3 separate regions of the Homo sapiens genome follow, and all the other regions are linked to region 1. A link is a loop called in an ENCODE intact Hi-C map of the cell type or tissue named here. Cell type or tissue: IMR-90. All regions are shown on one strand. Each heading gives the region's core, and the rest is flanking DNA. Links, peaks and the distances in the headings are about the cores only. Region 1 overlaps CAMTA1 (calmodulin binding transcription activator 1). Region 2 overlaps CAMTA1 (calmodulin binding transcription activator 1). Region 3 overlaps CAMTA1 (calmodulin binding transcription activator 1).

What was found. A loop is a pair of places that touch in the nucleus more often than their neighbours do. Peaks named below come from ENCODE experiments on the same cell type or tissue, not always from the same donor. Only the 100,000 strongest peaks of a DNase experiment are listed, where the experiment ranks them.
Region 2: a loop joins it to region 1, with 4 times the contacts of the local background. A loop is called at or near these places in 2 of 110 quality-filtered maps.
Region 3: a loop joins it to region 1, with 12 times the contacts of the local background. A loop is called at or near these places in 26 of 110 quality-filtered maps.

What each region holds. Positions count from the first base shown.
Region 1 is chr1:6,790,781-6,798,540 of GRCh38, reverse strand. All of the region lies in intron 1 of CAMTA1 (calmodulin binding transcription activator 1), which reads right to left. Among named protein-coding and RNA genes, the nearest start is that of CAMTA1, 9.2 kb to the right of the region's middle. In IMR-90, for the core only: a CTCF peak has its summit at 4,188 (motif pointing left); DNase peaks (open chromatin) are centred at 2,730 and 4,190; H3K27ac peaks cover 1,369 bases.
Region 2 is chr1:7,474,837-7,482,596 of GRCh38, reverse strand. The region is part of intron 6 of CAMTA1 (calmodulin binding transcription activator 1); the gene reads right to left. Among named protein-coding and RNA genes, the nearest start is that of CAMTA1-AS1, 37 kb to the right of the region's middle. In IMR-90, for the core only: no CTCF peak of the experiment used is centred there; a DNase peak (open chromatin) is centred at 3,536; H3K27ac peaks cover 1,862 bases.
Region 3 is chr1:7,642,848-7,650,607 of GRCh38, reverse strand. The region is part of intron 7 of CAMTA1 (calmodulin binding transcription activator 1); the gene reads right to left. Among named protein-coding and RNA genes, the nearest start is that of VAMP3, 120 kb to the left of the region's middle. RefSeq lists enhancers at 6,297-6,797, 7,583-7,760. In IMR-90, for the core only: a CTCF peak has its summit at 3,186 (motif pointing right); a DNase peak (open chromatin) is centred at 5,577; H3K27me3 peaks cover 236 bases.

The sequences.
Region 1 (7,760 bases), core at 1,675-6,674:
GAGGCTGAGGCAGGAGAATGGCGTGAACTCGAGAAGTGGAGCTTGCATCACTGCACTCTAGCCTGGGCGACAGAGATAGACTCTGTCTCAAAAGATAAATAAATAAATAATTCTGATGCTACCGCCAGTATTCCAGACTTTTTGAAACCTAATAATAATAGCCCATAACTTTTCATAAATTCTACAGTGGCACATGGCTTTGAAAATTAGGGGGTTTTTACAGAGCCCTCTACCATTAAATATTCCTTTTTTAGGCTGGGTGCGGTAGCTCACACCTGTAATCCCAGCACTTTGGGAGGCCGAGGTGGGTGAATCACCTGAGGTCAGGAGTTCAAGACCAGCCTGGCCAACATGGTGTCTCAACTAAAAATACAAAAATTAGCCCAGCGTGGTGTTCAGCACCTGTAATCCTAGCTACTTGGGGGGCGAGGCAGGAGAATCGCTTGAACCAAGGCGGCGGAGGTTGCAATGAACCAAGATCGCGCCATCGCACTGCAGCCTGGGGGACAAGAGCAAGACTTTGTCTCAAAAAAAAAAAAAAAAATTCCTTTCTTCATTATCACTTGCAAATAGATTCTTTTATAGAAATTATATTTAAATAATATATAAATTATTTCATTATTAGGGAAAACAATGTCATTTAAGTCATCTTCAATGTTTATTCACAGTCTACTTGCTTTTATTTCCTTTCTCTTAGCAAATCTACTGAAAGGAGAAAGCCAGCTAACAGACCACTCTTCTGTTACCTATTAGATAATTTAGTTTAACCTAAAGGAACACAAAGCTCTAGTTTCATTTAAGAATGGGAGGACACAGGATCTGTGAGTTGTTATGGCATTTAAAAAGTCATCTCAAGACAGGCGCGGTGGCTCACGTCTGTAATCCCAGCACTTTGGGAGGCAGAGGCAGGCAGATCAGCTGAGGTCGGGAGTTTGAGACCAGCCTGGCCAACATGGTAAAACCCCGTCTCTGCTAAAAAAAACAAAAATTAGCTAGGCGTGGTGGTGCATGCATGTAATCCCAGCTACTCAGGAGGCTGAGGTGGGAGAATTGCTTGAACACAGGAGGCAGAGGTTGCGGTGAGCCAAGATCATGCCACTGCACTCCAGCCTGGGTGACAGAGCTAGATTCCATCTCAAAAAAAAAAAAACCCAGTAAATAAAAAATAAAAAGTCATCTCAGCCGAACGTGGTGGTTCATGCTTGTCATCCCAGCACTTTGGGAGGCCGATGCAGGAGGATCACTTGAGCCCTGTAGTATGAGACCAGCCTGGACAACAGGGCAAAACCCCGTCTCTACAAAAATTAGCCTGGCATGGTGGCACGCACCTATAGCCTCAGTCACTTGGGGGACTGAGGCAGGAGGACTGCTTAGGCCCGAGAAGTGGAGGCTGCAGTGACACAAGATCACGCCACTACACTCCAGTCTGGGTGACAAAGCAAGACTGTCTCAGAAAAAAAAGTGATCTCAAGAGTAAGACTGGGTATCAATCAAAGTGGTTGCAGCTTGAATCATCAATTCTAATCATGCATTATTATTTAGCTAAAATGATGATTCCTAAATATAACACGTTTTATTTCTAAATGTTTCTTGGCAATTGAGTATCCAGAAAGTCAGCAAATCCCCCACGAAAGTAGAGAAAATAAACTTTTTTACGGCTCACCATTCATCAGCTACAGCAGGCTTGAAAGATACTATGGGCCGGAGGCTTAGCCTGAAATTTGGCCTGCAGAAGAAAACTCCAAATAAGATTTCTTCAAGAACTGTTCTAACGTAGTACTGAACTGCAAGCAGTGACCTCCCTAGAGGAGAAACCGGAGTCAACAGCTACACGAGTGCACAATCCAGGGTAGATGCACCCTAAGTCCAATACAAGGAATACTAGGCTAGTTCCACCACAATAATAATATCTTAAAATAAAAGTATCAAACAATGAAGTTATTTAAAATATGTCAAAGGCAAGAAAATGCTCCAAAAAAAAATCTAAATCCATTACAAAGGTAATTTGAATAAAACATCATTTAATCTCTAGGCCTAACCTCTCTGAAATAAAGCATTATATAATCTTCCAACTTAGTCAAATTATACAAGAAATGCTACTTTAGGCCAGCTCAGTGGCTCACGCCTGTAATCCCAGCACTCTGGGAGGCCAAAGTGGGTGGATCACTTGCATTCACAAGTTGGAGACCAGCCTGGGCAACACGGCGAAACTCCATCTCCGCAAAAAATACAAAAATTAGCCAGGCATGGTGGCGCGTGCCTGTAGTCCCAGCTACTTGTGAGGCTGAGGGATCACCTGAGCCCAAGAAGTCGAGGCTGCAGTAAGCCGAGAGAGATCATGCCACTGCACTCCAGACTGAGTGACACAGTGAGACCGTCTCCAAAAAAAAAAAAAAAAAAAAAAAAAAGAAATGCTATTTTATAACAAAGGAGCCATAGCATAGCACTCTCAACTTCCTGTAAGAACAAAAATATTGTGTCAATATGTTCACAACACAGTTCAAGTCACAAAATCATGAGATAATTAAATTGACTTTTTAGGTTTCAATCTGTTTAGCCAGAAACCTTATCCAAACTGTACTGATGCAAATCAGCATGAGAACTATAGCACTATCAAAATAACTCCAGTATCTTATCTTTTGTTTTACCTTTTATCAGTGATTTATGGGCTGACTAATGGTAAACTGATTTGTGCATGTGCCAGAAGTCAGCTCAGGAATACAAAACAGGAAAAAAATTTAGAAGAATCAGATTCATGAATGAAAATGCTGACGTCATAGTTCAGTTCCCAGCAGAGTTTAGAGTAGCATATAAAAAACAGTGTATCTTCTGGAATGTTAAAACACCAAAGTCATTTCGTAAAGGAAATAAAAGAAAAAGTCATTCCTTGCTCAGAATGAGGGAATGGAGAAAAAAAGAGAAAAGCTCAATTAACAACCTTTTCCACAAACCAAAAATGAAAAATATACAATGTATATGGCACAAACTATCATAACTTCTAAACCACATAATTATTTTGTGTTATTGTTAGAAATAATATTTTTTAGGCAGGGCATGGTAGCTCACACTTGTAAATCCCAGCACTTCGGGAGGCTGAGGCAGACGGACTGCTTGAGACCAGGAGTTCAAGACCAGCCTGGGCAATACAGCAAGACCCCACCTCTACGAAAAAGAGAAAAAAAAAACCTAAGCAGCCATGGTGACACACACCTGTAGTCCCAGTCACTCAGGGGGCTGAGGCAGGAGGATCATTTCAGCACAGGAGGCCAAGGCTTCAGTGAGCTATGGATTGCACTACTGCACTCTAGTCTGGGCAACAGAGCGAGACCCTGTCTCTAAAAAAAAGTAAGATAAAATAAGTTTTAAAAGAAGTCACATTTGTTACAGGTGATGACTAGTTGTGTCTCTAAATAAGTAGGACACAGCCGCCCCCCAACTTTAAATCTTTCTCCCACCACACGGCATAACTTTCAAAAATGAGTGCATAATACAGCTAGGCAGTCCTCCACTGAAAATGACCCAGCACAGGCCTACCACACCTGATTTTAAGTAATTCTGAATAATATGGGGTGGAACTCAGTGACCAGAAGAAAGCTCCTGAATTTTTATGTGAGGGAAGAAAAAACAAAAAAACAAAAAAACAAAAAAAACAAAAAAAAAGCCTTTATCTAATGATGTAATATAAACTAATAAAAAAGATTATAAAAATTTGATTTACTTAGAACTATTAAAAGTGGCTAGTGGCATGGATTGTTCATATTTTTCATCTCTCGGCAGCACTGAAAATACAACTAGTAATACAAACTTCTGTAAAGTTTAGACACAATTTACTAAAATCCTTTTATTCAGGACACTTAAGTAACTGATTCCTAGATGTCTAATGTTTCCCAGGGAATTTAAGATTATTACATTCTTAGAAAATAACAGTGACCCTCACATCCTTGGTGACCTCTCCAAAGCACAAAACTGTAAGGACATTCTCTCTTCTTTACCATTCATATGGCTTAAAGTAGCCATTCACCCAAAATGGATTTTTTTTAATTTAAGCAATAAACAATTTTGCCAATAAACATTTTAAAAAGAAGATCTTATTAAGTTAAAATGCAAACATGCCAGTTTTATCTGTAAATCTAAAATGTGAAGAGATCATCTCACATTGTTGCCACCACAAATATCTTTGAAAGAACATCACTACCCCCTTGTGGATTCGCAATAAAAAAATCCTTCTCTTGAATCTTTTTAAATATTCCATTCTGCTGAACTTCCATCAAAGTTTTCATTTTCTTCACTAAGAAGGGTTATTTCAATTACTTTTTAAAAAGACAAACAATATTTTTCTTAAAACCAATCCAATCAACTTATTTGTCCTCTAAGCGTCCCCATTTTGGGGAGCATTCTTTATACGTGTGCATGTGTTGATTCAATACAATAACCCTATCAACATTCCATTTCTTCTTCAAATATCTGAATTTATACTTCCAGTCATCACTTTGAGATTATTTTTAATCATAAATGAGTAATTTTTTCCACTATAACATCTTTTTTCTTTCTATCTGATAATTTCACACTTTGTACCAATTTCTTATTATCACTCCCAAATGATTTGATATCCAAGTGCCCAGAAAACCAACAGGGCACATATATCCTCAGAAATGACTTTTCAGAAAAGGATTAAAAAACAAATTTAAGTTTTAAGAACATTAATTCTTGATTGTATTAATATACCTTCAGAAATGACTCCTGGCAATCTAAATCAAGCACCATGAAGGAAAAATAGACAATAACTTTTTTTCAAAACTTGTAAAAAGAAAGGCTTTCTCTCTCTCTCTACGTTGAAAGAATACCTCTGGTTGTATCTGCATTTCATTCTAATATAAGACACAAATACACCTTGTTGAATGCACACTGTAAAAGAGATTAAGTGAACTTAAACATCTGATGTATCCCTTATCATAGACACTAAATTTAGCTGAAAGTATAAATCATCACTGCACAATGCACAGGCTACATGGAGAAAGAGTCATGACTGACTGTACTGCCCTTACTGGAAGTTAGCTCCCCATTCTCTTAGACATGTTGAACACAAAAATAGGGACATGGTAATTTACTACTGTCAACATTTATTCCAATGGTTAGATAGGAATAAATGGGGAAAAATCCACTTTGCAAGTGTTTTTAAGTGACTGAATACATAATCTTACCTTGTGGTAACTGATAAGGGGAAAAAAATGGAAGAGATACTGCATGGTCTGCTGAACGAATGAATGCTCTATGTCCCAAAAGTCACACATCAGCCCCACTGAGAATATTACACATCCAAAAATTATCTGCTTATGCACCTGTCCAAAACTAGCGACTGAACTGCACAGCAGAACCAATCAGAGCTGGGCTTCACAAGGTTTTGCTTTTCTGTTGCTATGACTATTGTTTTGGGATTTGCAGGTAGGGGAGATATATATAAGATATATATAAGAGTGGGGTATATATATATATAAGAGTGGGGTATATATATATAAGATATATATGAGTGGTATGAAGAAATGAAGTTGGGGTGAGACCTTTGCCACTTAGTCTCCACATAATAACATGTTTAAAACTATTAAGAACACAGCCCCAAACGTTTCTTTCAAGAAATGTCACTTTGTACACATGAAAACTACAAAACCGTAGAGAGCAGAGTGATGAATACAGCCCCAAACAAGCATATCTTCCTTGAAGTTACCTTCGGCTCACAGTCTCAGGAAAGGATATGTTACGTGACTTGAAAGCCCTGGCTAAATTTGAAAAACAAAAACAAGAAAGTAACTGCAAAAGGATTCATGTACAGGAGAACAAGCAACCATGTCAGGATAGAGCCAAACACTGAGGTTGAATATGGAGGAACCTTTAAAAAAAAAAATCTCTAGTCATTCCATCTTATGCCATGTCAATCAGTTCGAAGTAAATGAACAATCCTCCAGAAAAAGAGCAAAAGGGGAAATAATGTGGCTGACCCTTGGCCTCTCTTTGCAATGGGGTACATAATATTTCTCTGTAAGTCCAGGGTAATGAGGTAAAAAAAAAAATGCTCAGGAAACAGTACCAATCTTTACACAGGAGGCCCATGACCTTCTACAAGCAATGGTGTTCAAAGCAGAAGGATGCAATACAACCTTAGAAATATACAGCTAGCATACTGATGGCAAAAAAAAAAAAAAACCCAAAACCACCCTTTACTCACCCTTTACTTTGTCCCATCACGTGAACTGCTCTCCATTGTCAATTTATACAAGGAAACACTTCCGGCCAGGCACATTGGCTCATGCCTGTAATCTCAGCACTTTGGGAGGCCTAGGTGGGCGGATCACTTGAGGCCAGGAATTCAAGACCAACCTGGCCAACATGGTGAAACCCCGTCTCTACTAAAAATACGAAAAAAAATTAGCCGGGCATGGTGGTGCACGCCTGTAATCCCAGCTACTTTGGAGGCTGAAGCAGGACAATCGCTTGAACCTGGAAGGCGGAGGTTGCAGGGAGCGGAGATCGTGCCTGGGCAACAAAGCAAGACTCAGCCTCAAAAAAAAAAAAAGAAAAGAAACACTTTCCTTATAAATGCATGACAATTATCATGGGAGACCATCTATATGTTTGTAAGTCCCTCTCTCTAATGACAAAATAGGAACATGGCTTAATCACAGGACTAAGGGACACTATATCCAGGGATGGCACAAAATAAAAGGATATGATAGTCGGATCAACCTCTAGCTCGAACCTGATTAGGTATTCAAGAAAAATAAAAAGAAAGATTATACACTATCTGGAAAATAGAGTGAATGACCGTACACTCTTATTCAAGTTACACAGACAAAGTAGCAGAGCAAGAATGCTTCTCACTCTCACTCTCAAACACACCAAAAACTAAAGGCAGTACTATATATAACAGGCAAAGGAACATTAGGAGAGGCCCCCATACTTCCTTGTAAATGAAGGCTCCAAATGAAATAATATACTTGGCTGTGCTTAAAGAAATTTATTGTATCAAGCCAAAGAGACAGAAAGAAGCTGGCTAAATGCAGCAAAAAAAAATTTCCAAAATCCTACATGGGGAGGCCCAGAGCAGAAAGGACCCAGTGTTTTATCTAGAGATGCTATCTAGTTACAAATACTATTACCAGCGGCCTTCTGGCTTAAATCTCATTCCATCTACCTATTCTTAGGGAAACAAGAAGCAATGCCTTGTGCTACAGGACAAAGGGATGGTGGGCATCCCCTTCTTACTAAAAGGCTACAAATACAGTACATCTAACAAACACTTTTTTATAATAATGACAGGTCAGTGAAGAAACCTCTCTATGTGGGAAAGGACAAAAAATAAAAGGAAAGGCCGAAGAAAAGAAAGGGAGGTCGGATTTAAGTCACCTAGAACATTTAAAAAAAAAAAAAAAAAAAGGACAGGGTACATGATTCTAGAAGATACACACCACCTTAGGAAAAGATCTGTATAATGGAAATGCAAAAGAAACACACACATCACTTGTCAACACAAAATACACTCAGTCACATACTCATACTGCCAAACCACATATTACAAACCTCACACAGGAGTTTTCACAAGAGTGAAATAGTAGCAGAATTGGTTTCTATATACGTTGTGGAGATGGTAAATCTAATTTAATAGAGGAAAAAAGAAAAGGGGTATTTCAAATTGTTAGTAATTTTTATTATTATCATTATTTATACCTAACCTGTACCCACAAAGAATTTGAGGCAATTTACAAAAA
Region 2 (7,760 bases), core at 1,193-6,192, 680 kb before region 1:
CATTCCAAAGGCTCTCTGATGCTTTAGTTCTGCCCAAGCTAAGGCCAGTTTAAACTGTATCTCTAAAGAGCATGTCTTCTCCCTCTTCAGGAGGATGGAGGGAGGTGGGGACACACTGCGTGGAGAGCGCATCCATTCTGGTGTCTTTACCGAGTGCTGACGCTTGTGCTCGTGGGGCACAGCTGGACCTAGGGGCAGCTGTGGGAGAGCCTAGGAGAAACCCCAGGAAGTAGTGACCTGGCCCTGCCCTCAGGAAGCCCGGTGCTGGATGGATGGACACCATTCACACCTATCCAATAAACAAGTACTTATGTGCTAGGCATGGCTCCAGGCACTCCAAATGTAGCAGTGAACAAAACAGATCATGCCCCTGACCCTGTGGAGCTTATGCTTGAAGGATGGGGCTGGGCTTGGGGGGATAGACAAGGCATAAATAACACAGTAGGCAGTAGCAACATGATGAATGGCAAAATACGATGTGGAGTGAAAGAAGCCAAGTATATACCTGAGTGCATATACTGCAGGATTCCAGTTCTACGAAGTTCTAGAACAGAAAAAATGAACCTATAGTGGAGAAATCAGAACAGTGGTGGCCTCTGGGGGTGAAGTGGGTATTGACTGCAAAGGGACACATGGGTACTTTCTGGGGTGATGGCGATGTTCCAAATCTTGATGTGGGCTTAGGGTATGACTGACGCACGCATCGATCAAAACTCATCAACTAGTGCACTTAACATGTATGCATTCAATTGTTTCACAGTGTATAAACTTTACTTCAAAAGCAAAAAAAAAAAAGAACTGTATGCAAATATTGAACTTTGGTTAATGCTATGCACCTTGAAAGACTTGGGGGAGGTGTGCTGTGGCTGTTGCTTACTTTGAAATCCTCGAAAAATTGCTGGATAGGTGGAACACGTAAGTGATCAAATGATATGGTCAAATGTTAACGGCAGAATCTGGGTGGCAGCTGTACGGGTGTGTGTACAATTCTCTCAACTTTTCTGTATATCATAAACATTTCATCATAAAATGCTGGGGAGGGAGGAACAGAAGGGCTTGCCAGAGAGTGAGGGAACAGTAGATGGAGTGTCAAGAGGGCTTTGATGTGGAGTTGAAAGTTGAAAGGAGACCTGAATCTTAGTGTGAACCATGGAAGGTCCAGGGCAGCCTCCAGTCAGAGGGAGGAGCATGTGCAAAGGCCCTGAGGCACGAAAGGACCTGACTCTTTGAGGAGAGAAAGAAGCCAGTATGGCTGGAGAGTGAGCAGGGAGAGGAAGACCAAGGTCAAGGGTACAGGTCTTCAGAGGTCACGGTAAGGTTTTGGACATTAAGTGCCGTGGAGACTTCTTGAACTGCCTGAAGCATAAGGGTGATGTGATCTGATTTGGGATTTAAGTGGCTGCCCCCACCGCTTTGTGGAGAGTGCAGCACAGGCTAAGAAGGAGGGACTCCAGCTCTGGGTAGGAGGGAGCCGTGGCTTAGGGTTGGGAAGCAGAAGAGAGGGAGAGAAGGAGGTGGGTTCAGGACATATTTCTGAGCAGGAAAGAGGCAGTGAGGGAAAGAGGGGCATAATGGAGGGTTGGCTTGAGCCTCTGCATGACGGCGAGCCATCGATGCTCTAAGGCAGGAGGAAGAGCAGTTCAGGGAGGAAATCATCATGAGTCCTGCTCTAGCCGTGAGAAGTTGGAGATGCAGATTCTGCATTAAGAGAGGATGTTGAGTCGGGTAAAAATCTGGTGCAGAGCAGTGAGGCAGGACATAGATATGAACGTGGGAGTCACTAGCATACAGTTGGCACTGGGGCCGTGGGGCTGGATGAGATGATCCCAGGAGAAAGTGTAGACAGAGAAGAGAAGGCCTCAGCAGCTCAGGGATAGTCCAGCATCGGGGGGTTGAGCAAGAGGGATTGCCAAGAACAGAAAGGAGGGAGATAGCCGGGAAGTCTCGGCAGCAGGGAGCGTTCATAAGGAGGGAATGGCCGCCTGAAGAGGTGCTGCTGGGAGGCCAGGAAACATGACGATGGCACAGTGACCTTCTGGTATAGCAAGGCAGAGGTCATTAGTGACCTCTCCAAGAGCCTCATCGGGGCCTGGAGGAGAAGGAAAGCTGGAAGGAGCAGGGGGAGAAGAGGAGGAGAGGGGAACTAGGGGCGAGGATATCTCTCTCTGTCTCTCTCTCTCACACACACACACACACACACTCTCATATACGCACATGCAGGCACTCACACACATGCACAAACACACACATGCACATATACATGCACTCATACACACACACACTTACAAATGCACTCATACACACACGCACTCATACACAGATGCACTCACACACATACACACATGCACACACACGGACACATGCACTCACACACACGTACACACATGCACTCACACACATGCACACACATGCACTGAGACACAAGCACACACACATGCACCCACACGGACACAGGCGCTCACACACACATACTCACACACACACACACGCTCTCACACACAGGCACACACACGGACACATGCACTCACACAAACACACTCATACGGACTCACACATGGACATACACATGCACTCAGAGTCATACACAAGCATTCACACACATGCACATACATTCACATATATACACACTTGTGTACTCACACACTGACATACACTCATACACACATATACACATTCACACACATGCACACACACATATATCTTCTAGGGGTGCAGAACACTGAGCTGAAGGGAAGCTGAACCCACAGGAGCACTTGGCTATGTGGGTTCGGTGGCTGCCAGCCAGTGGGGCTGCTCTGGCAGAAGCAGATAAGGGACTAGGTAGAGAGGCAGAATTGCAGGAACAGCAAAGAAAGACATGAGGCAGGATGGCTCTGCATGCTGGGAGGTGGCCTAGGTTCCAGAGGCTTCAGGCTTGGGATGCTGCTGAGCTGAGCTAGGCTGAGCTGGGCTGGGCAGGAGGCTCGCCAGCACCAGCGCATCTCACATGACAGCCCAATGAGGCCTGGGGAAGACACACCCTGGGCTCATGGCTGCCTTCTCCCAGCAGCCAGGTGGAGTGAGAGGACAGCTCTGTTAATATTCCCCATCACCTACAGGGACCCTGGCATGTCTGGAAAAAGAGCATAAAATCCCCCAGGACGTCCTGCCCATTTTGGGGTGGTGATGGGGATGGCAAGAAGCCTCCTTCAGGTACCACCCCCACCCCAGATCCTTACTCCAGCATGAAGGCAGGAGAACTGAGAGGGGAGGCTTGTGGCGCAGTGACGCCTGTGTACAGCTGTGTGCACCTGTGGGTACCTGGGCGCACCTGTCTTCACCTGTCTAGGCAAAACCATTTGCCAGGAGTCCGAAGCAGGTGGTGTGTCTCCCGTGGGAATATACAACCTGCATCCCGAGAGCCACTGAAATATTAATGGTGCTAAAAGCAGTGATGACACCATGTCATGGGACTTCCTTGTTGAGCTAGAGTCTCTGACACGCCCACACAGACCAACATCACCAGCTGGGTGCAGCTGGAGGCCCAGCAAGCTGCTGACGTCCACACGCAGAGTGGGTCACCCACCGCCCACGTCTTCCACTGCATTCTGTCCCACTACGTCTGGATTTCACTCTTTGCCCTTTGAATCACGTCAGAGGCAAAAGAGAAAGTGTTTCCTTGAGGCAAAGTTTTGTCTTTTGCTTTGGAAACTACAGTCTCCCCTTTGCTCCAAAGGAGATTAGAATATTAAGGACACAATGTCAGCTGAAGATTACATGAAAAGGATAATTAAACAAAAGCCCCATATTATAAGCCATCTAGAAGGGAAATTAAGCAGCTTCTGCATTCTCCACATCTTTGAAGGATGTTCTTAGAGGGGGCAGGAATTGTTTGGCTTGATAAAGATAGTAACCAAACTGTATTGCCCATTGTTCTGGCTGTATATGAAAAGCGATTGTTTAGCCAAGCTGACAGCACACGCTGTGGAGGCATAAACCCCTCTGCCGACGGAAGGATTAAGAGACTGACAAGTTCTGGATAATAAGACTAATTAATAATTTCCATCTCTAAGGAACTGCGGCTCCGGAAGCTTCATCCTTCCTCTCTCCCAGTCAAGCCTGGGCAGCCCAGTCCCTAAGGGCTGAGGGACAGAGGAGCGTCGGCAGGCCAGGCCAGGAGAGGTCCTGGTGGCAGTCACAGGGGATGGTGTGGAGCAGAGAGGCTCGGGGAGGGTGGCACACAGGAGACAAGTGCCAGAAGGCAGAGCTTCCATCTCACTCAGCCAGACACCAGATTCCCGCCTGAGGCTGCGGAACAAGTGAGTTTTGTTCCTAATCACAGTTGCATCTCACAAGCCTAGCATTTTGCCATTTGCAAACTGGGTTGGATAGGACCTTCTCAGGGGACCCCCTTCCCCGACCACTGCTATTCCACCCGTCCAATCCCCTAGAGTAAAAGCTGCTGGAAAGGGTCCTGGTGGGGTGAAAACAGCCACCACTTCCCAGGGGGCTGCCGAGTCCAAAAGACCTCTGTGTGTCTTAGCTCAATTCATCTTCCCATTCAGCTCAGGAGGGAGGTATTTTATTTTATTTTACCAAAAAGGAAATAAGGTTCAAAGAAGTTGATTCAGTTGGCCAGAGTCACTTGGCTCATAAGGGTGGTGATGAATTCAAAACCTTTGGCTCTGGTGGTCCCACATAGGTGGCCAGGAGGAAGACTTTCCTGATGCCCCGAGGTCTCCCCTGTACTCAGTACCCACTCGTCCACACGGCGGGAGCAGAGGGTGCCCCTCCCCAGAGGGCTCTGGCCACATAGCAGACGTTGGCCGCCGCAGTCTGCAAGGTGAAGGGTGAGCAATGGGGCCTGCAAGGGGACCCTCTGAGAAAGCCGACTGGATGTCCTCCTGTCGCCCAGTCCCCAGAGGCGGGGAGGGGTGAAGGAAGGAATCGGGAAGAGGGAATCTTCTAGAAAATGCCCAGTGACTTTTCTCAGAGAGGATAATGGCCGTTTTGGGAGCTCTGCCATATTTTCTGGAGGCTTTAGGTGGGTACAGCAGTGGCCTTGGCATCGTAAACTGCAATCAGGCAAAGATGTCTGAGCGGGAAATACTGTCCGCTCTGCCGTGCAGCCTTGGCAAGGGTCCTGAAATCTTAATGGAATTGAGCAATTTTTTGCACAGCACCGTAAATTCCCAGTGTCTACCTTATCTCCTCGTCACGTTATTCAAGGGACATTAAATGGAGAAAGATGTGGAAGCTGCCAGCTAGAATGAAGCCAGACCCAGGAGGCAGCTTAGGAACCCTCTGGCTGACACAACCTTTCATCCTCAACTCTCTTTTCCAAAACCCGCCCCTCCCCAGCTGCAGGAGGGCTTTGCCGTTTACTAGTCCAGATGAAGCTTTCGAGGCGGCTTCTAAGACCAGGGCTGGGTTTCTATCCCTGGCCCGCAGCTTCTGGACTGAGTGAGTTTCTCAGTGTCACCATGGTCACTCCTGCCAGGGTTTCCTCCTACCTGGGGCACCGCTGGAGCCCTGGCCTCCCTCACACCCCCTTGCCCTTCTCCTAATTATCTAATGGCGCAAGCGTCTGCTGGGGTCTTGTCTTTCCTGCAAGGTCTGTGAAGCGAGCCAGTGTCTGGGTCTTCAGCCAGCCTTCCCTCTGCATGGCGGGGGCTGCGGAGGCCTGACCTGAAGCACAGACCCAGCCTCCTTTCCACATGGTGACAGTGACTAAATGCTGGCCTCACAGGCAGGCTGAGTGCTTGCCCGCAGCCTTCGATGACTGTTGTTATTGCTACTGGTGACAGGATGAGGATGAGGATGGCCACTGCTGTCACTGTCAGCTGTGGGGAGCTTGCATGGCCATGTTGAAGCTGCATGCACTGGTCTGGTGAGGCTCTTCCTGTCCTGCTCTCTTCTGAGCCCAGCAGAGAGTCAGGAGGATTCCAGGCCCTTCCCCATGCTCCCCTCCAGATCACCTGGCTGGCACCGGTGCTGGGACACCTGTCCTGAGGGCCTCTTCCCAGACAGCCCTGTGCCGGGTGAGGTGTGTGGAACTGGCTCATGGGAACTGGGACCCCTCAAGTGGCCTTGTTAGTCTCACTGAGCACTTAGCACTGTGACCCATGCTTGCCCCATGTCAGAGGGCATGGAAACACCCCCTCCCCATTTCTTCCATCCTTCAACTTTGGGCTCACCTCCTCCAGGAAGCCTCCCCTGACCGCCCCGCCCATTCTGTGTCTCCTTCTCTGGATCCACCGTCTTGACCAGCTTTAGGGACCACCAACTAGGCTAGGGTCAGAAATGGCTTTGACACCACAGGGTCCTCCATCTGCTGTCCATGCAAGGATCCAAGGGCCCAAATGTCAGGGCCTGGCCACTCCTGTCTCTGCTGCCAAGTTCCAGCTACCCCTTGGAGTACAGCGGGCTGGCTCAGTGTCCCCTGCCGAGGTCCAAGTGCTCTGGAGTGTGCCCATGGTCAGCTCAGCTGTGGCGGCCAAAGGTGTGGAAGAAAGGTCCCATCAGACCCCAGCCTCACAGGGACGCCAAGGGCCAGGGCAGGGGAAACTTGGGGTTTATGTCAGGGTCGGTCAACCTTTCTCTTGCCCTTCTTGGCATCAGGACTGGTCCCTGTGAGGCCAGCACATCCAGGCTCTGGAAGCTGCTCTTCCTTCTCATCTCTGCTCACTGCACATGTGTGCACCTTGGGCCTGGCCGCTGTGGCCTGTGGGCTCCCCCAGGACAGGGACCACGTCTGTTTAAAGGGCCTGGACCAGGGCCCTGCCTACCCTATGTCTTTTGGAGCCCCTTATTCTCTTCCTGACCCTCAGTTTCTTCTTCTATGAAACACTGGGACGAACTCACCCCTGCCCTGTTTCCTTCCCAGGGTAGCTGTGAGAACCAAAAGCCAGGCCTTGAAGTTTCTGATCAAGCGCTCAGTGGCCGTCACGCACGGCCAGGGCTGTGGTCTCCTGAGCCATGCACGGTGGTGAGCGTGTATAGGGGCACCTCGGCATCAGCCACGTCCCCACTCTTGGTGGCTGAAGGTAACACAGGGTGCTTATAACACCAAAGATACCAGGGCTGGGCTGCGGGATGGTGCGCAGAGGGTCTGGCAGGCCTGGGACACCTTCCCCTCCCTGCTGAGCCCAGATGTGGAGGCCAGGACCCCTCAGGGAGCGACTTGCTTCCTTTCCTTGAAGCACATGGGTCCAAATGTCCTCTTTGGGGCAGAGTGTCAGCCTGACAGCAAGGCCTCCTGTTGCTCTAATCCCCCCCGCCAAGCCTCATTTGGTGGGAGCCGTGGAGCCCTGCCCCAGCGATAGATGGCAGTAGAAGGCCCAGGTACAGAGCCAGTGCCGTCAGGCTTTATTTCCAAGCCATTTCTATTTCACCCTGATGAAACATAAAAATGGTTGCTGAGCAAAAAGCTCAGGTATTTTTTATGAAGCTATAATATTCTCCATTTTAAGAAAGATTTTTAAAAAAGAAGAAAGAAAAAGAAAGAAAGAAATGATATCCTGTTAAGCTAGCTTGTGCTTCCTAGAGATGGCCTGCCAGGGAAGAGCCCAGCTCATCCGGGTGGAGAGGTCCCCACCACCAGGAGGAGGCCACGGGCTGAGGGGCGAGCGCGGCCATACTCTTCAGGGTGTCCCACTTGGCCTGCAGTCCCTTCCATGACCGAGCTCACAGCTCACCGCCAGGGCAGTCCTTCCTGAGGGCTGCAGGGCATGGTCCTGGAGTGGGGTGCGGGGAGAGGCTGCACTTCTGGGGAGACACTT
Region 3 (7,760 bases), core at 998-5,997, 850 kb before region 1:
TTGGGGCATCACAGTCCTCCCTCTGCCAGGGGGCATGGGCTTCGTCCCAACATCACACGTCCTCTGGAAAAGGCGGGGGTGGAGGGTCCAGCAGACTGCCAGGGTGTTGAGAGCTTGACCTTCCCGTATTCTTTCTTCTTGCAAGTGGGACAGACATTGTCAATGAGGGGTAGGGAGAGGCGCCATTCCAGCCCGGCCAGTGACTCCATCATCAGGAAATACAGAGCGTGTGGGGTGGCATGTCCTTTACCCCTGTAACTGGCCTCACAGGAAATCTCCAAGGTGCTCAGTGACATACAAAGTGGCACTTTAGAGCCATCCTGAGGCTCTCGGAATCTTCTCCTGATGTGCGAAGCGGCATTGTTACCAGGCTGGGAATTCTTTGCACCGTGGGTGAAGTGTGAGTGCGCTAGGAGTGCCGGCCGCCTGGCAGCGTCAGAGCCTCAGGGTTATCTGCCCCTCCAGGCCACTTGGAAAGAGGGGTGGGGGACCAAGTGGGATTCTGGATGCTTCCATCTTGCTCCTGGTAAGACTGCTCTAGGGCCTCCTGGACTCAGGTGCCTCCTGGTGTGTGGGGAGGTAGCGCCGCAGGAAGCCAGGCTCGGTCCACAGAGCAGCCGCCTCTGAGCTCCCAACTACCTGGCCTGGAGCCTTCCATTTTTAAAGAGAGGCTGAAAATCTGGAGATTTGAATGTTGGCAATGAATTCTAACTTTGACAGAACCACTCCCTGGCACCTAGCAGGGCTCAGCATCAGCTCTGCATAGCAGTCAGGGCCCAGGACGTCGGTGGGGTCCTGTATCCCCAACACCAGCACAGGGGCGCACTCCACAAAAGGGGGATCTCCTGTCACGGAAGCAGCTATGCGGCCTTGAAGCGGCCCTGGGCAGCAAGACGCCAGGAGAGACAGGAAATCAAAAGCAGTATTTCTCTTCCAGTCCTCCTTGGGGGCCGGATCGGCTCCATAAAACTAGCTGGAGTGAGAAACCAACATTTGCAAAACAAACCTGGATCCTGGAGCAAAGTAGGAAGGAAGCCCCACACTCAAGTCAGCCTCTCCGTGCCCACCCTCTGCTGTCCTCCATGCCAGGTTGGAAGGGGGCTGCAGGCATTCTGGCAGGAGCCAGGAAGAGGGCTGGGACCCACCTGGAGATTCCAGGAACCTGCCCTGCCTGCTCCTCATGGCAGCAGCTCCTTCCCAAAGGGAAGGGTAAAAGGCAGAGGAAATCCTCTCCAGGAACCCCCAGCGCTATCGCTGCCTCCCCCATGACTCCCAGGCCCCGCAGATGCAGGCAGGGAGCCGGGCCTCTGCTCTCAGGGACCGAGCTGCTGTCTGGGCTGCCGTGGGGACACAGATGTGCTTCCTCTTATGCAACTCCAGGGTTTCTCACAAGTGCAAGTCAACAAGTGTCTGGCAAGGCTCCACCATGTGCCGGCACCAACACCTCAGCTGCAAAACAAGGAAACTTCTAGAGTCGTATTTCTTAACCCAGAGTCTACGGAAAGTCCTCACACAGTCCTGGAACATCCAGAAATGGTACACCCAGTACTTAGTGCATGCTGGGGACTGGCTTCCTCTGGGAGTGTGGCTACACTAAGCTCCGTGTGGCCTCCAACGCCTGCCCTCCTCGCACCTGGATGTGAGAAAGGAGGCCTGTGGCCCAAAGAGGTGCTGGTCCTGCTCTTGGCTGGCCTCTCGCCAGAGGCTGCTATAGGCCGGGGTTCCTTAAAAAGTATGGTCCTGGGGACCCCAGCACAAGAACCTAGCTTCATAAAAAACTCAGTGTCTGGAGCCCACTCCAGACCCAGGGAGTCAGAATGTCTGGGGAAGGGCCTGCCTTTCAGCCCCTCCCAGGTGGTTCTGAGGGGGAACCATTGTCTCTGCTCAGGCTTTCTGGGACCTTGGTGGATTCCAGGGTAAGACTGCAGCCGGCTCGGCTCCCTCTGAGCCCCAGAACTGGGTGGCCTGGGGGGCCCGAGCTCACTCCTGACATTCAGCCATTTGCTCCTATCCCAGAAGTCTCTGCTCAGAGGTAGTGACCCTGGAACACGCCTCTAAGTGAACACTGCTGGCCAGAAAGAGTCCCTCTAACAACACCCCCTCTCTCTCCCACCCGGGGCTGATCCCCCCACTCCTTACTGTGCCCACACCTGTAGCTCCATGGGGGAAAAGTTTTTGCAGCTCTCTTCCCTTCTCTCTCTCTTTTTTTTTTTTTTGAGGTGGAGTCTCACTCTGTTGCCCAGGCTGGAGCACAATGGCACGATCTTGGCTCACTGCAACCTCCACCTACTGGGTTCAAGTGATTCTCCTGCCTCAGCCTACCAAGTAGTTGTGATTACAGGCACCTGCCACCATGCCCAGATAATTTTTGTATTTTTAGTAGAAACAGGTTTCACCACATGGTCAGGCTGGTCTCAAACTCCTGACCTCAGGTGATCTACCTGCCTCAGCCTCCCGAAGTGCTGGGATTAAAGGTGTCAGCCACCATGTCCAGCCCTCTTCTCTTCTCTCTCTTCTTTTCTTTAGACAAGGTCTTGCTCTGTCACCCAGGCTGGAGTGCAGTGGCGCCATCTCAGCTCACTGCAGCCCTGAACTCCCTAGGTTCAAGTGATCCTTCCACCTCAGCCTCCCAAGTAGCTGGGGCTACTGGTGTGCACCACCACATCTGGCTAATTTTTCTATTTTTTGTAGAGACAGGGTCTCGCCATGTTGCCCAGGCTGATCTTGAACTCCTGGGCTCAAGTAACCCTCCTGCCTCGGCCACCCAGAGTGCTGGGATTACAGGCGTAAGCCACTACGTCCGGACTTTTAGGCTGGCTGCTGTCCTTCCTCGATGGGCTCTGGCTGAGCCTTAGGGATACCTGTTCCTAGTCAGGCTCGGAGCTCCCAGCCCGCCGTCCCCAGCCAGCCAGGTGATACTGGATCAGGATCGACTGAGCTGGAGAGGAAAAAAGGTGGGCACAGGCACCTCTCCCTAGGGTCTCCTGCTGCTAGTTCCAGCCCCACCCCAAGCCCCACCACTCCAGAATTACAGAGCAGGTCCCCAAACAGCCTCCTAGCACATCTCAGACACCAGGTCCAGAGGCGCGGGTGGGACAGGCCCCCGCCTGCAAGCTCCAGGTGGCCTGGACCGGGGAGTCAGGCTTCCCTGGGGCTCCCATCTCCGAGCGGGGCCGCTGCCACTGGCCACCAGGTGGCGCTGGTCGACCAGGAACGGCTCCGCGAGCCCCAGGAAGGAAGGCTTTGTTGATTTTCCTTCTTGATATTCTATAATCACCAGGATTACAATCTAAGCAAAAAACAAAACAAATAAACACAGCCCCCCCCCCTTCTGGATCTTTGGTCTTTGTCTGAAAAATTATGAGAAAACAAAAGGCGCACTGAACATACAACCCCAGGCTTGGGTACTGGCAACAGCGAGGGCCTCCGGAACAGAGGGAGGGAGGCTGGGGGTCTGGGGATCCTGGGCTCTGCGACCTCTCCCAGCCTGAGCTGGGTCCCTGGAGAGCAGGTGCTGGCTAAGCAGCCGCTCTGAGCAGATTTCTCTGCCACTGCAGCCACTGCTCAGCAATGAGGGGCCCGTTTGCAGCCACCCCATCCGAGGCCCGGTACTGGAAACGGTGTGGTGTCTCGGCAGCACTGCCTTACAGATGCTGAAGGCTGGCAGGACTGACACCCTGGCCCCTGGAAAACCAACAGGCTGCAGGTGAGGACCAGTGTGTTAGGGGAGATGGACTGTGGGGGCCATGACAGCACAAGCAAGCCCACACTTGCCAGGGCCTCCACCCAACTCAACAGGGCCTCCATTCACACTCACTAGGGCCTCCATTCCAACTCACTGTGGCCTCCACCCCACTCACCATGGCCTCCACCCTCACAGTCACCATGGCCTCTACCCAACTCACCATGACTTTCACCCTCACAGTCACCATGGCCTCCACCCTCAGTCACCAGGGCCTCTACCTCACCAGGGCCTCTGCTCACACTCACCAGGACCTCCTCCCAACCCACCAGAGCCTCCACCCAACTCACCAGGGCCTCCACCCAACTCACCACAGCCTCCACCTTCACAGTTACCATGGCCTCCAACCACTCACCAGGGCCCTCACCCTCACAGTCACCATGGCCTCCACCCTCAGTCACCAGGGCCTCCATCCGCCTCAACAGGGCCTCCAGTCACACTCACCAGGGCCTCCACCCAACTCACCAGGGCCTCCAACCACACTCACTATGGCCTCCATCCAACTTACCAGGGCCTCCACCCAACTCACCGTGGCCTCCACCCAACTCACCAGGGCCTCCACCCAACTCACCGTGGCCTCCAACCACACTCACTATGGCCTCCATCCAACTCACCAGGGCAGGGCCTCCACCCAACTCACCATAGCCTCCACCTTCACAATCACCATGGCCTCCACCCTCACAGTCACCATGGCCTCCACCTGCAGTCACCAGGGCCTCCATCCACCTCAACGGGGCCTCCGCTCACACTTACCAGGGCCTCCACCCAACTCACCATGGCCTCCACCCAATTCACCAGGGCCCCCACCAAACTCACCAGGGCCTTCACCTGCACTCACTATGGCCTCCACCCCACATTCAGGATGGCCTCCACCTCCACTTTCAACATGGCCTTTGTGGCCTCACATTTACTATGGCCTCCACCACCTGCCATGGAGGTGAGGTTGCTTTTGGAGGAAGTGTGGGGGTGGAGGTGCTGAATCCCCACACACTCGTGCCTGTGGATACGTCGTGTGCCCGTGCAGAAGCATGGAGGTGCACAGAGCACTTGTGTGGTGTGGGCGTAGGCCCTGGGGCTCTGCTGATTCCACAGCCAGCCCTCCTGCCGCCCGCCCAGTGCTGCAGAGGACACCTGCCCCAGAGGCCTGAGTACTCTGGCCTGATGCCAGCGGAGCTCTGGGGCTGGCAGGCAGGGTGGAGCTAAACCCCGAGGCGGCTGGGGGAGCTGCCTGCTGATTTCCGGGCCTTCGAAGCCTGCAGGAAGGCCTAGGACTTGCTCATGGCTGCAGGGCCATCTGGCCAGCCAGGGCACTCCAAGAGGAGCCTCCAGGTGGGAGAGCTGGGACAAGATCACCACACGGGAAGGGCTGTGAACACAGCTTAGAAGTCATGCCCTCGCCACTCACTCCGGATGGAACAACCTCACCAACAGCTTGCTGGGAAATGCCTGGCGTGCCATCCCCTCCTGGGCTGCCAGGAAATGGGCAGGGAAGAAAGCCACGGGTGCTCAGAGGGAGAGGATCTTCTCCGAGGAAACGGTTCCATCTGGCTTTCTGTAGGTTCCAGTGGAGCCAAGGGTGCAAGGTTTGGGGCATGGCAGTTTAGAACCACTGTGGCTCTGAGCAGCCCAAGATCACTGAGCAAGTTTCCTGCCAGCTTGGCAGGACAGAAGCACAGAGCCTGCCTGGCAGAGCAGTCGACTCCACTCAAAGTCATCTCTCAGTGGCTAATCTGGGAGGAGAGGACTCCCCCTTCAGCTCCTCACTCACACTATGGGGGTTTACTGGGTGCAAATCTGGTGCTCTCTCAGACCAGCTGCATTGGAACAGACCCTGGAATTTCCAGGATGAGACATACTAAGCTTTAGATCACTTGCGTACTGTAAACTCCAGGCCTCAGACGGCGCCTCAGACAGTCATTGCCAGGCCTTGGACTGAGATGGGCAATTCTGTGCACTATAAGCCAGAAAGCTGAAGCCCACAGGGGCACCCCAGGCTAAGCACAGCTCTACTCAGCCCTGAATGATTCACATGCAGAACCTCTTTCCCCAAAGTACGTTAGGATGGAACTACAAAGCAAAAAACGACACTTCCCAGACTCTCTTGCAACTAGGAGTAACCATATGACAAAATTCTGTCCAACGACACCAGAGATGAAATGATGTATGCAAGTTGTGGGCTTAAAGGGAAGGAACTCACCCTCCACCTTATTTTCTCCTCTTTCCACTGGTTGGAATGCAGTTGCAATGGCAGGAGCTGGAGTAGCCATTTTGGACCATGTAAAAGAAGGCAAAGCCCTAGGAATGGGGAGCAGCCACCCGGAGGGAGCCAGGGTGGCCGATCCCTGACCCTGGGGCTGCCACATCAACCCTGAACTGTGACATGAAAGCCAAAGGAGCTTCCCTTTCATTGAAGCCACTGTTATTTTGGTCTTCCTCATAGCAGCAGGACCCATAGTCTCATGATTACAGAAGGGATTCCAAAAGACAGGAAAGATCTCTGGGAATGTCCTGGGAATTCCTATCAGCTATCTTCATTTATTTCTGTGTGTGTTTTTTTTCATCTGAAGGAAGCATTCCTCAGATTGCAGGTGGAAGGGAAGCCCCCTTCTGACCAAAGGGCACAGCTGCAAGGACCAGGATGGGATTCTCTGAATCAGCCTGGTGAGATTCCCAGGGCATAAGGTCACGGAGCCCCCATCTCACAGCAGGTGAGGTGAAGGCTGCAGACCCATCTCCCTTCAGCCCTGGGGAGCACGACATTGTGATTAAACCGCTGACAACTCCGCTGGCGGGCAGGGAAATTTGGAAACATCAGGAAATCAAACTGTGAAGTCTTCGAAGGCACGCGATTTATGTGAAAATGGGATGAAGCTAATGTGTTTGGCTCCAGTGTTGGGTGACCCGCCTGATTCTGGAATCAAATCTGAGGTCTTCTTGGCTCTCAGCACACCTCTGCTGTCCCCGGACACACACACTTAGCTGGTGCCCTCTGTGTGTTCCAAGCCTGATCGTCATCTGCGCCTTCTCCTGCAGCCGCATTTCCAGGGCTGTTTCTCGGGCTGTGTTTCTGTCAGAGCCGTGCACACGCACGCCCGAGCCAAGGAATTGTGTGCGGCTCTGCTTCCCCCAGCCCAAGACACCAGAGAGCTGAGTGTTATTAGATTTATGGGGAGTTTGTTGTAGTTTTACATAATTTTCTGATGCACTGCAGATTTTTGAGCAGGCATTCACAGTTCCCTCCAGTTCAGCATTGGAGGCTGGCTCCGGACTGGTTTCCACCCCCTGGAGTTCATAAAGCCTAATTCCTCCCACCCAGCCTGGAGGTGGCATTCCTGTCTGATGGATGGGCAGCTCCAGGAAAAATGGGGAGCATATGGCTGAAGGAGAAGGGCTGTCTGTGTGTGTCGAGAAGAATTTGGGAAGGCCCAGGCTAGCAGCCTCTGACTGTAGGAGCCACCTTGAAAGGCATCTTTTCCCTTGGGAGAACCTCCTTGGCTAATCTCTGGCTCACACAATCTCTTGGAACTTTTGCTGGGGCCCAGGGGATTGGGGCTGCTCCCCGGCCATATGGATGGGGCCTCTGTCCAGCAAAGGGGCCCTCATTTTCCAGTGGAATCTGACAAGAGGAATTCCTTCTAGTGACCTAAGAAGAAGCAGACAGAAGGCTCAGAAAGGCCAGGAAGGCAACTCCTCCTCCTGACTGAAGACTTGTTTTGAGCAGGAACTCCCCTCTAAATGTAAACACTGAGGGGTGGGAGGAGCTTCAGAAGCACCTGGACCCTGGTCACCCTTTCAAGGCAAGAGTACTTAGGACCCTAATTTTGAAAGCACTGACTAAGCCCCAGAAAGGAGGTTCCAGGCTACTTCCTGCAGGCCTGGAGTGCACTCAGCCATGGCAGCTTCTGCAGGACCAAGCTGAGCCCTCTGGAGTGACTCCACCTCCCAAGAAATGGGACAGGCTGGCAGCCTCAGCCCCTTGGACATGGTGTGCAGGGGTGGAGGAGCTGAGCCGGGCCCC